3 separate regions of the Homo sapiens genome follow, and regions 1 and 2 are each linked to region 3. Evidence: read pairs that join two places in POLR2A ChIA-PET (ENCODE). Cell type or tissue: A673. All regions are shown on one strand.

The links. ChIA-PET counts read pairs that join two places held together with the same protein. Peaks named below come from ENCODE experiments on the same cell type or tissue, not always from the same donor. Only the 100,000 strongest peaks of a DNase experiment are listed, where the experiment ranks them.
Region 1: POLR2A ChIA-PET joins it to region 3 with 5 read pairs; 2 of 35 experiments call an interaction of 5 or more read pairs at or near these places.
Region 2: POLR2A ChIA-PET joins it to region 3 with 10 read pairs; 1 of 35 experiments calls an interaction of 5 or more read pairs at or near these places.

What each region holds. Positions count from the first base shown.
Region 1 is chr15:97,034,605-97,039,604 of GRCh38, forward strand. No RefSeq gene overlaps it. Among named protein-coding and RNA genes, the nearest start is that of LINC02253, 200 kb to the right of the region's middle. In A673, no CTCF peak of the experiment used is centred here; a DNase peak (open chromatin) is centred at 1,887.
Region 2 is chr15:97,083,140-97,088,139 of GRCh38, forward strand. It overlaps LOC105371004 (a long non-coding RNA gene), which reads right to left. Exons shown (of 5, transcript XR_932683.2): 2 at 1-129. Among named protein-coding and RNA genes, the nearest start is that of LINC02253, 150 kb to the right of the region's middle. In A673, no CTCF peak of the experiment used is centred here; DNase peaks (open chromatin) are centred at 1,722 and 2,962; H3K27ac peaks cover 5,000 bases.
Region 3 is chr15:96,945,372-96,950,371 of GRCh38, forward strand. No RefSeq gene overlaps it. Among named protein-coding and RNA genes, the nearest start is that of SPATA8, 160 kb to the left of the region's middle. In A673, no CTCF peak of the experiment used is centred here; DNase peaks (open chromatin) are centred at 2,430 and 2,690; H3K4me3 peaks cover 1,112 bases; H3K27ac peaks cover 549 bases.

The DNA.
Region 1 (5,000 bases), 89 kb after region 3:
AGGTTAAGGAGAGGGTGAGAGCAGGACGAAAAGGGGTATGGCTATAAAAGGGGAACCTTAGGGACCTTTGTGGTGATTAAATGTTCTGTACCTTTACTGTATCAGTGTCTGGTTGTGATATTATAATATAGTGTATTAGTCCATTCTCACACTGCTAATAAAGACATATCTGAGACTAGGTAATTTATAAAGGAAAGAGGTTTAATTGACTCACAGTTCTGCAGGGCTTGGGAGGCCTCAGGAAACTTACAATTAATGATGGAAGGGGAAGCAAACATGTTCCTCTTCACATGGTGGCAGCAAGGAGAAGAGCAAAGCAAACGGAGGGGAGAGCCCCTTATGAAACCATCAGATCTTGTGAGAACTCACTCACTATCATAAGCACAGCAACATGGGGGCAACTGCCCCCAGGATTCCATTACCTCCCGCCAGGTCCCTCCCATGACATTTGGGGATTATGGGAACTACAGTGGGGACACAACCAAACCATATCATATAGTTTTGCAAGATGTTACCACTGGGGGAAACTGGTTAAAGGGCACACAGGATGTCTCTGTAATATCTTTTACAACTATATGTGAACCTATCATAATCTCAAAACAAATGTTTAATTAAAACATGAATGGCATTAAAAACTCATTTTGTACTTGAAGGAGGAACAATGCATTGTGGAATGAATTCATGTAATCACTAGGTGTGCCATTTACTCCTGACTCAGTGTTTTAAGCATCCCATTACTGTAAAGGCATTAGACACAGATAATTAATGAAATCAATCATAATTAATTCCTTCAGTGTTCCTACACTCATAGTATATATTTCCTGAAGAGTTTCAGTCCAATTTGACATTAATGGAGACGGAAAATAGTAAAAAGATTTTGAATTTATAGGATGATGTTACACATTATAAGGTTTTTTTTTGTCATCGAGAGGTACTTGTGGCTTTATAAAGCGAAAGTGGGAAGCTCCAATAGTTCATCAGGATCAGTCCATCATTATGATGGATTTTACATGAATCGAATAGGCATATAAAATAATAATATTTTACTATCTTGGTTTTTCTAAGTCTAGGCTGTAGCTAGATTTTTTTTTTTTTTTTTTTTGGCAACAGGGCATAATAATGGTACCGATGTGTTTAATTTTAAATTGAGGTATCAGTTAAATAGAGTGGAATGAAGAGTTCTGAAGTGTGTAGAGGATCGTTCTTGACAAATGTTCACTCCCATACAACCCACAGCCCTGTAGCACACGCTTACATCGCTCCAGATAGCTTCCTCATGCCTTCCTCAAAACACAGTCATTTATCTCTTATTTCTTTCACTATGACACCATTTCCTTTATGGAGTGTATAAAGCGTTATTTGTAAAAATCAGGTTAGGTGTTTTAGTGATCAAGTTGTAGAAGTTCTATATATCATATGGATATAAGCTATTATATTTGTCACATATAAGTACTGGTGTCATAGAGATGAGTAGCTATGCCTATATGTAATAAAACCATACAGTTTGTATGCTTTTTTGTCTGGATTTTTTGATCAGCATCATGCTTTCAAGATTCATTCATTAGTTATTTAGTTTATAGCTTAATAGTATCTTATCATAAGAATATAATGATTTAATCAATTCTGCTGATAAACATTTAAACAGTTTCTATTTTGGAGCTATTATAAATAAAGCTGCCACCAATATTATTGTACAAATCTTTTTGTGGATACATGGTACCATTTTCTTTTCTTGAGTAAGTATCTAAAATATAAATCTACATATCCAAGCTCCACAAACTCCAAGTAGAATAAATGTAAGAGATCCCAGACACATCGTAGTCAGGAAGTAAAATGAAAAAGACAAGAGGAAATGTATAAAGCAGCAAGAGACATGACTCATCACATACAAAGAGGTCCCAGAAGGTTAAAGAATGACTTCCGATCAAGAATAACAAAGGTTAGAAGGTAGTGGGATGACATGTTCAAAGAGCAGAAAGAAAAACGAAACTTAATAGAAAAATCTTCTACCTAGCAAGTCATCTTTAAAAAATGCTATTGAAAAACAATAGCCACAGATAAGCAAAAACTGAGAGAATTGATAGCAGACCCAACTAACAAGATATACTAAGGCAGTCACACTGAAAGCAAGTGACACTAGACAGCAATCTGAATACATATTTTAGACAAAAAAGAACCAGCAAAGATATGTGGGTATTTTATAAAGACATGTTAACTACATATTTATTCTATTTTATCCTCATAACTGATTAGCTGATTTAAAAGCCATCAAACTATACAGAGAGAGAGAGAGAGAGAGAGAGAGAGAGTACACTGTGATTGTTAATATTGAGTGCCAACTTGATTGGATTGAAGAATGCCAAGTATTGTTCCTGGGTGTGTCTGTGAGGGTGTTGCCAAAGGAGACTAACATTTGAGTCAGTGGGCTGGGAGAAGCCGACCCACCCTCAATCTGGGTGAGCACCATCTAATCAGCTGCCAGTGGGGCTGGAATAAAGCAAGCAGAAAACTTGGAAAGAGCAGATTTCTGAGTCTTCTGGCCTTTATCTTTCTCCTGTGCTGGATGCTTCCTGCCCTCGAACATCAGCCTCCAAGTTCTTCAGCTTTTGAACTCTTGGACTTATACCAGTGGTTTACCATGTGCTCTCAGGCCTCTGGCCACAGACTGCACCATCAGCTTCCACATTTTTGAGGTTTTGGGACTCAGACTGAGCCAACACTGGCTTCTTTGCTCCTCAACTTGCAGACAACCTACCATAGGATTTTACCTTGTGATTGTGTGAGTCAATTCTCCTTAATAAACTCCCTTCACATATACATATATCCTACTAGTTCTGTCTCTCTAGAGAACTCTGACCAATATATATACTATATATATATATAGTATTTTTGATCTTATAACATACAGAAATATATTTTACAATAATGGCACAAAGAAGTTGAGTGGGAATAAACCTGTATTGGAGAAACACAAGGACATCAGATAATAAGTCAAATTCACAGGAAGAAAGGATAAGAACCTGAAAGAAAAAAATGAGATCATAGTTAAGACAAACCTAAATATACATTCTCCTTTCTTCTCTCAACATCTTTAAAAGATATAACTTATCAAAAGTAATAACTAGAACAATGTAATTGTTGGATTAATTATACGTATAGAAACAAAATGTACAAAATAATGACAAAAGGGTAAGTGAGAATACAGATATGTAGGAATAAAGTTTCTGTATCTCACTGAAAATTAGTATTTGGAATAGATTCTGGTATGTATATTGTAAGTTCTAGAGAAATCACTAAGGAAATCTTAAAAATTTTGAAAAGAAAAGCTTTATATGAATTAAAATGACACATTAGAAAATACTCATTTAAGAAAAAACAGGCAAAAAGCAGAGATAAATGAGCAAGAACAAAAAATGAGGCATATAGACCTAGAAAAGCAAAATAACAGACAAATCACACCATATTAAGAATGGCATTAAAATGAATGATTTATACAAATAAATCAAAAGGTAGCAATTGCTAAAATTTATTTAAAACAAATAAAAATACCCAAGTATGTACTTTCTTCAAGAGTTCCAAATTCTATTGAAAGATACAAATATGTTGGATGTAAAGAATGCAGAAATATATTATCATGAAAACAGTAACTATAAACAAGCTGGAATGGCTATGCTGATATTGGACAAAAATGAACTTGATATGAAGAAGAAGACAGAAAATATCATTAGAGATAAAGAATAAAAGTTTTAGGTATCAGAAATATATAAAAATTATAAATTAACAACTGAATTCCCAAATATGTAATGTAAAACTCTCAAAATTGACGAGAAGATAGGGAACTCAGAAATAATGGTTATAGACTTCAATACTCCACTATTAACCACGGAAGGAATAACCAAAAAGGAGACTAACGTGGCAATAAAGAAGTTGAACAACACTAGAAATGCATAGAAATAACATACACCTCTAAGACATTGCATTCCACAATAGCAGAGTACATAGCTAGTGTAGGTGAAACGTTCACTATCACCAGGACCTGGGTCATAAGATTAGCCTAAAAAAAATGAAAGGATTAAATTCATATTAAGCATGTTTTTAACCACAATGGAATAATATTAGAAATCAATTACAAAGGAAGTTTGAGAAATTTACAGATATGTGGAAATTCAAGCCCTTAAAATACCAGTGGGTTCAAAGAAGAGAAAGCAGAAACTATTTGAAGATAAAGGAAAAGAAGAACACAGCATACCAAAACTTACAGGATATAGCTGAAGCAGTGCTTATAGAAAAATATATAGCTGTAAACACCTTTATTTTAAAAGAAGAAATGTTTCAAAGAATAGTGGGCAAATATGGCTTCTCCCCAAAGATCTCTAATCTCTGGAACCTGTGTATTACCTCTTACATGACAAAAGGGAATTAAGTGTGCGTATGGAATTAGATTTACTAATGAGCTGACCGTAAAGTAGGAGGATTATTGTGGATTATTCAGATAGATCCAATGGAATCACACGAATCTCTAAACGTGGAAGAGAGAATCAGAAGAGAGAACTGGAGAGTCAGAGTGAGAATTGAAGATGCTACATTCTTGGTTTTAAAGGTCAAGGGAAGGGCTTATGCACCAGGGAATGCGGGAAGCCTCTAGCAACTGGAAAAGACAAGGAAATAGATTCTCCTCCAGAGTCTCCAGAAAAGAACCCAGCCCCACTGACATCTTGACATATGCTTAGACATATGCTTGACTTGAAACAACAGAACTGTAAGATAAAAAATTTGTATTAAGTTCATAAATTTGTATTAATTTGTTACAACAGCAATAGAAAATGAAAACACTAATCAGTAAACTTAACATTTTAAGACTAGAAAAATATGCCCAAAGCAGTCAGAGGAAGGGAATAATAAGAATTAGAATAAAACTTAATTTAAAAAGGAAATAAATAAAATCAAAACATCCTTTTTAAAAAAAAATTAACAACATTAACCTCAGCTAGACTTATAAA
Region 2 (5,000 bases), 140 kb after region 3:
TCACTTCAGTGGCTCTGTTTTAACTGTGCCCTTGTATTCTTTACTGACCGTTGGAGAAGCCGATTGTTTTCTTGCCCCAGCTTCAGAGGCACTAAACCCTTCACCTTGACTTCTCTTAGAACAGCAAAGCTAGGGAAGGAAGAAAAAAGGAGGGCTGAAAGATATAACAAAGGACCTTGATGCTCTTATCACATGGGTAATTATTGTGCTCACATACATGGGATGTCAGGGAGGCAGCGTGTTTGCTGCACGAGGGGGCTTCTATTTACAACATGTTTGGCACTTTTTTTATGTGTAGGGAGTTTGTAAGTTGTGCATTTCTACCTTTGTAGATTGTGAAACTTGGTCATGAAACATGTGAGTTTTGAAAATCGTGTCCTCCTGAAAAGAAGACAATGAAAACGACTTTTCAATATGGATAAATTTCAGAAAATCGATTGTCTTAATGCCTTTTCCATGGTAGTATACAAGAGGTGTAGGACTAATGGTGTGCTTCCAATAGAGCTAAGTGCTAATGCTTTTAATAAACTTCCTTTTCCTCATGGCAGATGCATATTTAGTATATATTTTTATTTGGCTTTACAAATTCTATCGCAGCTTCAAAGATACCTCCTAGAAACTTTAAAAGATTAAGTATTTACCTTGGACAAAGCATTCAATCCTTGCATCTCACGTTGGATAATTATAGGCCACATTTCCTTTCAGTGTTTCCGAGAGCTGAGTTAAATTTTGAAGGAGAAGTGTTCTATTTGAGCTGCGTGAACAAAGCCAAGTTTGTGTACTACAGGGCAAGCCCAAGGGGGTTTTGCTAAGACAGATGAAATGATTGTGGTGAAATCAAACTACCTCTGCAGCTCCTTGGTCCAGTTTATCCACTCTCCTGGGGGTTCTCCTTTGCCTGAGAAAAAGTCCAGCAGTGGCCAAGCAGAGGTGGATCAAATGAAGCAGAGATGAATGTCTACACCCACCCTGGGGGCCTCAGGTGGGAGGAAAAAGACAGAGCCGAAGGAGCACTTGGAAAATTGTGAGATGTTATTGTTGTTATGATTCTGATCTTTAACTGCCGAAGATATGCAGGTGGCTTTGCTCTCGTTCCCTTCACTGTTGGAGAAAGTAATCAGACAGGTGGAACTAGTAACGTGTCTACCTTTAATTTTTGAACTGATCCAAATGTAACAAAATTACAAAATCCAGTTTTGTCTAAACAGTCTAGCAGAAGTAGTTGCTTACACAATACACTCAATTCAGAAATTGATGAAACTGTTACCTCATAGCTACGATGAACTGATGCTTTAGAAAGACAAAACACCCAGGACACCAGGTCTTTTTTGTGTATGTGACTTGTAAAATCCCTGGTACCAGGGTTGTAGGGATGTACCCCATTTTACACACAACGTATATCAGAGTGAAAGTGTTGTCCTTCACAGGGTGAGGATTTACAGGACCATGGCAGAATTATTGGGCTTTGTTTCCCAAAGGAGTAATGATCTTGGAGCCATCTTTCTTAGCAAATGGAATATTCTTAACGTGATGAAAATCAAGTTGCTGTACCCTAAAATCTCATTGCAAATGAATTTTCGTATTTGGATCTGCTTACACACTCAGTATAACCAGATCCAAATATAAACAGCCTAGTTCCCTAACTTCTCAGTAACATCTGGCTAATTTTAACTTGTGGCTAGAGGTTGAAACCATGTGAAATCCTGTGGTTACAGTAATTTCCACCAGGAAACCATGAGCAGCTGAGTGGCATGTCAGTGAAGAATTTTCAGGACAGTGTATTTTTATTTCCAAGTTTGAACTTGAGGTTTGGTAACAAACACAGACTCACTGGCAAATGAGTTCTACACACAGCTCTGGAAGCAGAAATGTTGAAAGTTTTCCTTTCTCTGAAAAATGTTCTCTTTTATTAATAGAATTTTAGTAGCTGGAAGAGAGTCTTTCTGAGACGAAGCAGACAGTAGATGATAAAGGATTCCTCATTGCCTTCCAAACAATACCCTGATTGTTAAGACGTGCCAGGTGTTGTGTGTGTGTGTGTGTGTGTGTGTGTGTGTGTGTGTGTGTGTGTATGTTGTTGTTTTTTTTGCTTTGTATTTTAGTAGAGACGTGGTTTTGCCATGTTGCCCAGACTGGTCTCGAACTCCTGACCTCAAGTGATCCATCCGCCTTGGCCTCCCAAAGTGCCGGGATTACCAAGTGTAAGCCACTGCGCCTGGCCAGAGATGCCATTTTCTGAGTAGGTTTATTTATCGCCTTGAATCCAGACCATGATCTGTGAAATTGGCAGTATTATTCCCATTGAAAACATGAAGTAAATCAGGCTGTGAGTGGTTTCAAACAAACAAAACTTCAGAAACTCCCATCTTTCTTCCTTGACATAAAACAGCTTCACACATGGAACTCCCACTGTGCCTTGCCCTCCTTTCCACCCAGGCCATTGTTTTACCTGTTTCAGAATTGGGAGACACGTGTGATTTAGGTGGGGAAGAAAGCACACGGTCAGCTTGTCCTGGGCCCGGCTTAAGTATATTCTAATCATCACCCACACAGCATTAGCTCTGATGTTGACTGTGTGGCAAACGGGGCTTCTTTGCAACAGTTTGTTCTCAAGGTTGGTGGCCTCCAGTTAGGGCTTATCTTTAAGTTACTTCTTGGGAACGGGGCCAGATCAATACTGTATTCTTTCAGACCTCTCTAAACCCAGCGGGGAAGGCAATCACCGTAGTGCAGCTCCCTGCACCTTCTGGAGCAGATCAATATTCCGACAGCGCGAAGCTTTGTTCCTTCCCCAGCTTTAAGATGTCCTGCATGCTCTACATGATTGCTTAAAGGCGTGCTTTCCTTTCCCCGGTATGACAACACCGCTCCCGACCTGATCTTCCTAATACCATCACTGTAATTGCCTTGACATGAAATAGCAGCACCAACTCAGCGCGCGGGCTTTGAGGTGTTTTATCTTTTTTGAACATCTCTATTAGCAAAGGGTGTTGATTTGGCTTTAATATGTAGCCGGAGCTTTAAGGCGAACCTGCACTTATTTACACTGGTTTGCGAAACCCACCGAGATGATTTTACCCATGGGAATCATATAGGGGACTGTTTCAGGGGAGAGGAAGATATAAACTCCTAAGCCCAAGCATATTAGCTTAAACTTTATGCTGCTTGAAGCCCATTATATCTACCCCATACTGCCACAGCAATTGTCTTAGAAGGGCTCTGTGCCTTATTTACTTTTTAAGTGATGCTGGGTAAAATGAAGTATTTATTTTACTGTTTTCAGCCAACATTCCATTAAGCAGTAAATAACACCAAGGCTCAGCAATCTCATTTTTCCAATTTTTATTTTTTTGTTGTTGTTGTTGCCTGCTAAGCAAACTCATTGATATAGTCTGAATCCTTACCATACATGACTTTCCTCCTTTTCCCTCCTACTTTCTGCAGCTCTTCCAAATAAAGCCAACTGAAATGCATTTTAAAAGATGTCGTTACATGACAGCATTAACAACAGAAAAGTTTAGATGGAAACCCACTACTTTGCCTAAAGAAGGAAAGCCAAGTACTTCAGTCTGCATTCAGTTTGCTTTAAACACATCCGTTTAGGTGGCTCACGCCTGTCATCCCAGCACTTCGGGAGGCAGAGGCACGCAGATCACCTGAGGTCAGGAGTTCGAGACCAGCCTGGCCAACATGGTGAACCCCATCTCTACTAAAAATACAAAAATTAGCCGGGCATGGTGGCGGGTGCCTGTAATCCCAGCTATTCAGGAGGCTGAGGCAGGAGAATTGCTTGAACCCGGGAGGTAGGAGGAGGCTGCAGTGAGCCGAGATCATGCCGCACTCCAGCCTGGGTGACAGAGTGAGACTCCATCTCAAAAAAAAAAAAAGACTCCTCCTAGGACTTCATCTTATAATCTATATGTGCTGCACTTAGTCCTAAATTCCACTATGCTCTGCTGTAGCCTTGAGACTCTCCCCATATTGTTCGCTTGTCCTAACCCCAGACACACAGAACTCTCAGTCTTTCTTTGTTCCTCTATCCTCTCACCCTTCAAGGTCTGGTATCAATCTCAGCCCCTTTGGAAACCTTTGGAAACTGGTCCAATCCAATGAGTCACAACAAAGCACTGCAGTACAATTGCTTGGATTATAATCAGTGTGATCATATAAACATTTGCTGCCAAAAACAGCTGAACTTCCAAAATTTGCCAATGATTTGCTTTTCTAAAATGATAATTGGGGTGGACTCAAGGTTATCCTTAATCATCTTATTCTCTCACTGGCATGCTGATATATTTTTAAGAATGATAGGAAAGGGTGGGGCTGCACAACCTTAATTGCACCTTTCTTGAAGCCTGTCTTATGGAACTCAGAGGTCACTGATGACTAACTGCTGCGTGGTGTTAGGTATTCGAGGTATGTCATCATGTCCCCAAATATATCATTTTGATGTACTGGGTCATCCACAGACTCAATACAATACTTTATGCATATCATTAGGAACAGAAAAAAAATACTTGTTAAAATGTTGGCTGGTAGAAGTTATCCTTTCATAGAAACCATGTGTATCAGTGGATGCTACATGCACCATTACTATGAAAAAATCCACAGCAGAGGGAAATAATTCAGAACGACTCGTGTGTTGCAAACTAATTAGATGAATTGTCACTTCTTATGGCAGATATATCAAGTAAAGTTACTTTAGTTAGTAGCTTACTTTAATTTAATACTCAGTCCATTTCAGGTTGAATATTTAAGTACAGCTCCTGATTATGTTGGCTTGCTAAGCTATATAATTAAAAAGTGGAGCTGAAATATTCTGATGCTTTAAGCTGTTATATATAGGCAAGGAAAGAAACCAGCTTGTCAGATAGTTGACTGTCTTCAGGGGAGAGGGGAAAGAATTGGTTTTACTCCCTGGAACAGCTCAGAATGACAGCCCCATAGCAATGTGAGGTTGCAAAATACATGTAACATTTATAATGTATAGAGATGAGAGG
Region 3 (5,000 bases):
TGGGTAAACCATGCGTTTCATTGGTGGGGTTGAGAGCAACACTCAGAGGAGAGACTCGGGATAAAGGTGCCTTGAAATCGGAGACAACAGTAGCAGATAAAGAGGATGTGGATTGAGCCTACCTTGTGAACTCAAGATCCTGGTACTTTACATCAACAGGGGTTAATATTCCAAAGTGTGCCTTAGGACTTTGGGGAAGCTTCCTAACTATAGACCAAGTATCAGTAGGACACAGTTTCTTTAATGTTATCAGTTTGGGAAACCTCGTTTGGGCGTTTGGCTGAAAGAAATGGATATGTGTTAAAAACCTTGTTACACAACCAGCAGCAGTATAAAGTACACTGATTTTATTTCTTATTTGCAATAGATAGGAAATAACCGAACTTACTGACTTTCCTCCTGTTACAGACTGTTGTCATCATTCTGTCAATTTTCAGTAATCAAAGACATATGTACACACACACTAATACATATGCACATATAAATGCACACACACACACAAAGGAAATTGGAGATACTAAACCAAGGTTTAAAACAGATGTATTTTGTCTCAAAATGTCCATTTTTATAAAATAATTCGCAACATTATTTAAATTATAAATTTCTCTATGAATCTAAAATAGAATTTTATTTACATGTAAAATCAGTATTTATGGAATTAATGTTCCATACCAAAAAAATTAACATTTTCACAATAGGATAAAAGCAGATAAACAAATTATTCTAGAAATGGTTCTCATTTGGCCTTGTCTGAAAATTGTTGAAGAAAACAGATTTTATTTTTGAACTATTGTTTCCAACACAGCCTGTGCTGTCTGGGAATGTGATGTTGAGTCACTTGCAAAGGTTCAAAGAGATCTCTAAATTTCCACACACATAAAAATGGCAAAGACTATATTATATACACTTTTGCACAAACTAATAAAGATTACTAAGGCTAGATCTGCTCATACAAAGTGTGGAATTTAAGCCTGAAATTAGATGACAACTTTTAAAATGAGAACCTGTTGCCTTCCTGAGCTGCCGTGGAGAAGGACGACATAGACACCAGGACTGGGTAAACCTGATCTAGAGCTTGGATCTGCCAATGTATTCACTGTGTGAGTCCGGGAAAGTTACTTCACCTCTCTTTGCTTCCGTTTTCTCTTTCAGTGAATGGAGATCGTTTGGCGAATTGAATCAGGTCCTCAAGTTTCATCGCCATTGACTACTGAAGGTGTGATTTGCAGCAAGCTCCTTTACTTTCCCTATGGTTTTCCCTGCTACAAAATGCGGCAATTCTTAACTCACAGAATTCTTGAGATGATTAAATAGGATATGTATGGTTCTGAGTGCAGAATATCGAACACAGAGGCCTTTGATAGTAACAAGAGGCTTCTACTCTGTGTTAGGAACTATTTCACGGACTGGCAATACCTAGATGAATAAAAACCAGCACAGCCTCTGACTTCAAAGAACCCACTAAAGTTGAGATGCCCTAGGGATTAAATAAGACAGTGTCCCTAAAGCTATCTAGCGTATGTGAGCACTCAATACACGTTATTAATACTTTTTCCTTTTATGATTGGTTTGATGGACTTAGAGTCCTGACTCTCAAAGGCTCCAGCTGGAGATGTTTAATGAATAAGAGACCTAAATATGTAATTTTCACATCTTAAGATTTGTCATCAATTTTTAAAATTGTTGCAGCGTGTGTAGTTCTTACTTTTAATACTAATAATCTTTTTCTGGGTATCTATTAATATGTAGAAAGCTTCACTTCCACCACATCGCATAATGCTTTCCACCGCCTTATAAGGGTATAATATTCCCATTTTCCTAATGACTTAAAGTGGCTCAAAGAGGTTAGGTGACATGCCAAAGTTCAGGTAAGCATGAGTGTGTGCACACACATACACACACCACACACACACTCTGCTTGGAGCTGTGCCCCCTCCATGCCCAGGTGGGAGCTGCCTGGTGCACCGCACCTTAGGAGAAGCCGAATTTGGTGGCACTTCATTCTGTCAGACAATTAAGGCGACAGAGAGGAGCAGCCCGAAAACTGTAAGGCCACGGTTAAGGAAGGGGACAGCTGCTTCACCTGCCCATCTCGCAGCTGGGTTTGGGAGTGACTCGGTGCAAGGTAGTGACTGCACTGCCCAGAGGTTAGAAAGAGCGATGCTCTCCAAGGCTTCCCATGCGCGTAATTGTGTTGGAAGAGCTAGCGTGTTCATGCTGGATGTGGTGATAATAACAGTAACAGCAGCAACAGCAATAATAATACTGTCCTATCTTTTTTTTTTTTTTTTTTTTTTTTTTTTCAGAAAAGATAGCCTAAAAGGGTTAAGAATCCCAGCAAGACACAACATAGATGGGCTGAAAACTCGTGGCAGGATGGAAGGGTATAAAGACGCCGGGGAAGTGGCTGGGGAATAATAAAATAAGAGGGAAGCTAAACCAGTGACCCTTGTCGGCAGTGAAAAGCGGGAGATTAGAAAATGTTTCATGCTAATTTCCATGGAGATTTCTTTAATTTAGCGAAGACTGCTTCCCGGGCTCCGCCTGGCCCGCGCCGGCCCGCGTCCTCGGTGGTCTGGGCGCCCCGGCTGAGCCGCTAGCGGGTCACTCGGGCGGCTCCGACGTCTCTATCAGCCGCGCCCGCGCCGCCCGCCTCCCCGCGCTGCTGCCCGGCTCTCGGGCTCTCGCTTTTTTTTTTTTTTTTTCTTTCCGCGGCAGTCTTAGGATTCTTGTCACATGATGGCTTCATCGGGCCCTTCTCCTCCTGATCCTTTCAAGCTCTTTCTCCTGCCTGGCATATCAAAGGAGATTTGTGGGTCACCGAGCCGGGACGCAGCATATAAAGTCATCAGCCTGGCCGGCACCACCTCGATCATTTGCCGCATTGTTCTTGCAAGGAGCCCAGGATGGCTGTGGCTTTTTAATAACTAGCTTAGTAGTTAGCCGAAAAATCTTAGTTTTTAAAAATACAAAAAAAAAAAAAAAAAAAAAAGAGACAGTCTGATAGTTTATTTGTTTTTCCATACACTCTTAATTGAAACTCAGTAGCAGCCTAAGATAAAGCAACACATCCGATGAATTAAAATGTTTCACAGAATCTTTATTACTTAGCGTTATTATTGTTCTAGAATGAAATGAACAATTTAAATACGGAACCCGCTTGCTAATTCAACAACGAGGTTACAAACTGCACTTTTTAAATACATATTGTACGCTTATGTGAGCACAAGCCTTTTAGAGAATAACTGTTTTAAGTTTACCGCGTAATTGAAACTCCAACAACTTCACCATCATAGGGAAGTACGTTTTAAGTGGAAGGTTTCTGCAGTGTATATGGAGGTGGATGCCTGCGTGGTTATGTGTGTATATACAGTATAACATAGTCTCCAAAATCAGCCCCAGAGATAGGCTCCGTATTTCAACTCGTTTCCAGGTAAAGATTGCTTTTGTTTGCAGAATTATGTAGGACAGATCAGAAGATTGCCTCTTCCTGCTTCCTCACTGAGTTTCCACCTGCTTCATCTACTTTTCTTAATTCCTACCGAAGCTGCAACTAAGGCCTGAGGCACTGGCTTCAGTGAAAATTTTATTGGAGTAAAACTCTTCTGCCAAGTCATTTTTGATCAAAGATATTTCCGTAGCTGTTGCTGCTCCTACAGTCTGAATTCTCTTCTCTACTTTTTCTCTTGTGCTTTACTTTAGACCTTCTGGCTGCATTTCCAGAGCGTTACTGTTATGTTGCCTTACCTTTTTACAGGCATAACTTTTATTAATTTGCCTTAGTTAGTTACAGCCTGAAAGGTCAGGGCAAGTTTCTTTGGCATTAGTCATCTAGCATAAAATTTGCCTATAAAAAAGGAAGTGTCCCCTTGAAACCTTGCCTCATGATAAGACATAAATTCCTAATCACTGTGATGTGTTTGGGGAAGGAATGTGGGAGTCCTGCATTAAAATTTAAAATAAGATTTTGTCTTCAATCCTTACAATTCATGTGACCATCTAAGTGTAGCAAATACATAAATTGTGTGCCTTACACAATATCAAAAATATAACATGGTTTATGTACATAAGTAAATTCACAAGTACTCTATTTAGCTAAAGAAAAGTTATTGAGGCCCTTTTCTAGAACTTTACCATTTCAATAATTAGAAGTAATTCAGAGTCGCCATGGCTATTATATGTTCATTCCACTGTTTCCTACTTCCATACCCATAACAGACATTGAAGGAAAATCCTACTCTAGGTCACACTTAGCCTCAACAGTTCATCCCACCCACCCTCCAGAGGGCCAGCGCCAATCTACCGTACAAATGCTATTGACCATCCCTGATCAAGAGTAGCAAGCATATTTTGTGGTTGTGAACTACTAAAGTCACCTCTTACGACTAGTTCTTGAATATTTAGAATGTAAAATTTTTATTCAGTGTCCCCTATGACAGGTTCATTTTACATTTTTTTTCCAACCCGAGTGATTTTGGACAGATGTTTGACTCTTATTTTGATATTCCATTGTGAGAATATCCTGGACTTCATTCATGAAATATAGAGACCTTTTGGATAACTCATTGAATACTATCAACTGAAGTTCGATTTTGAAAATGAGAAAAAAACATATAATATTTACAAATAGCTGCCATGTTCATTAGCTGATGATAATTGATAATGCTATCATACCTGTATATCTCCACAGTGAAAATCTGTGATCCATAATCAATTAAAATATTTTTATGAGTATATAAAAATCCTTTTTAGCTAACAGAACATGGACAGGCTATTAAGGAGTTTTTCTTTCTTTTCTATTTCTAATATACATACATTTTCTATGTCAGATTTTTACAGTGAGGCACGGAGTCTGTGGTAGATATATTCATCTGGAGATGAAACATACTTAGACTGACAGGATTTGGGATTTGGTAATCCCTCAATCATATAAGTGAGCATGGGTCACTTCTGTAAAAATAAAACCTTAGCTGGCATATTGGGGAAAAATACCTGACTTA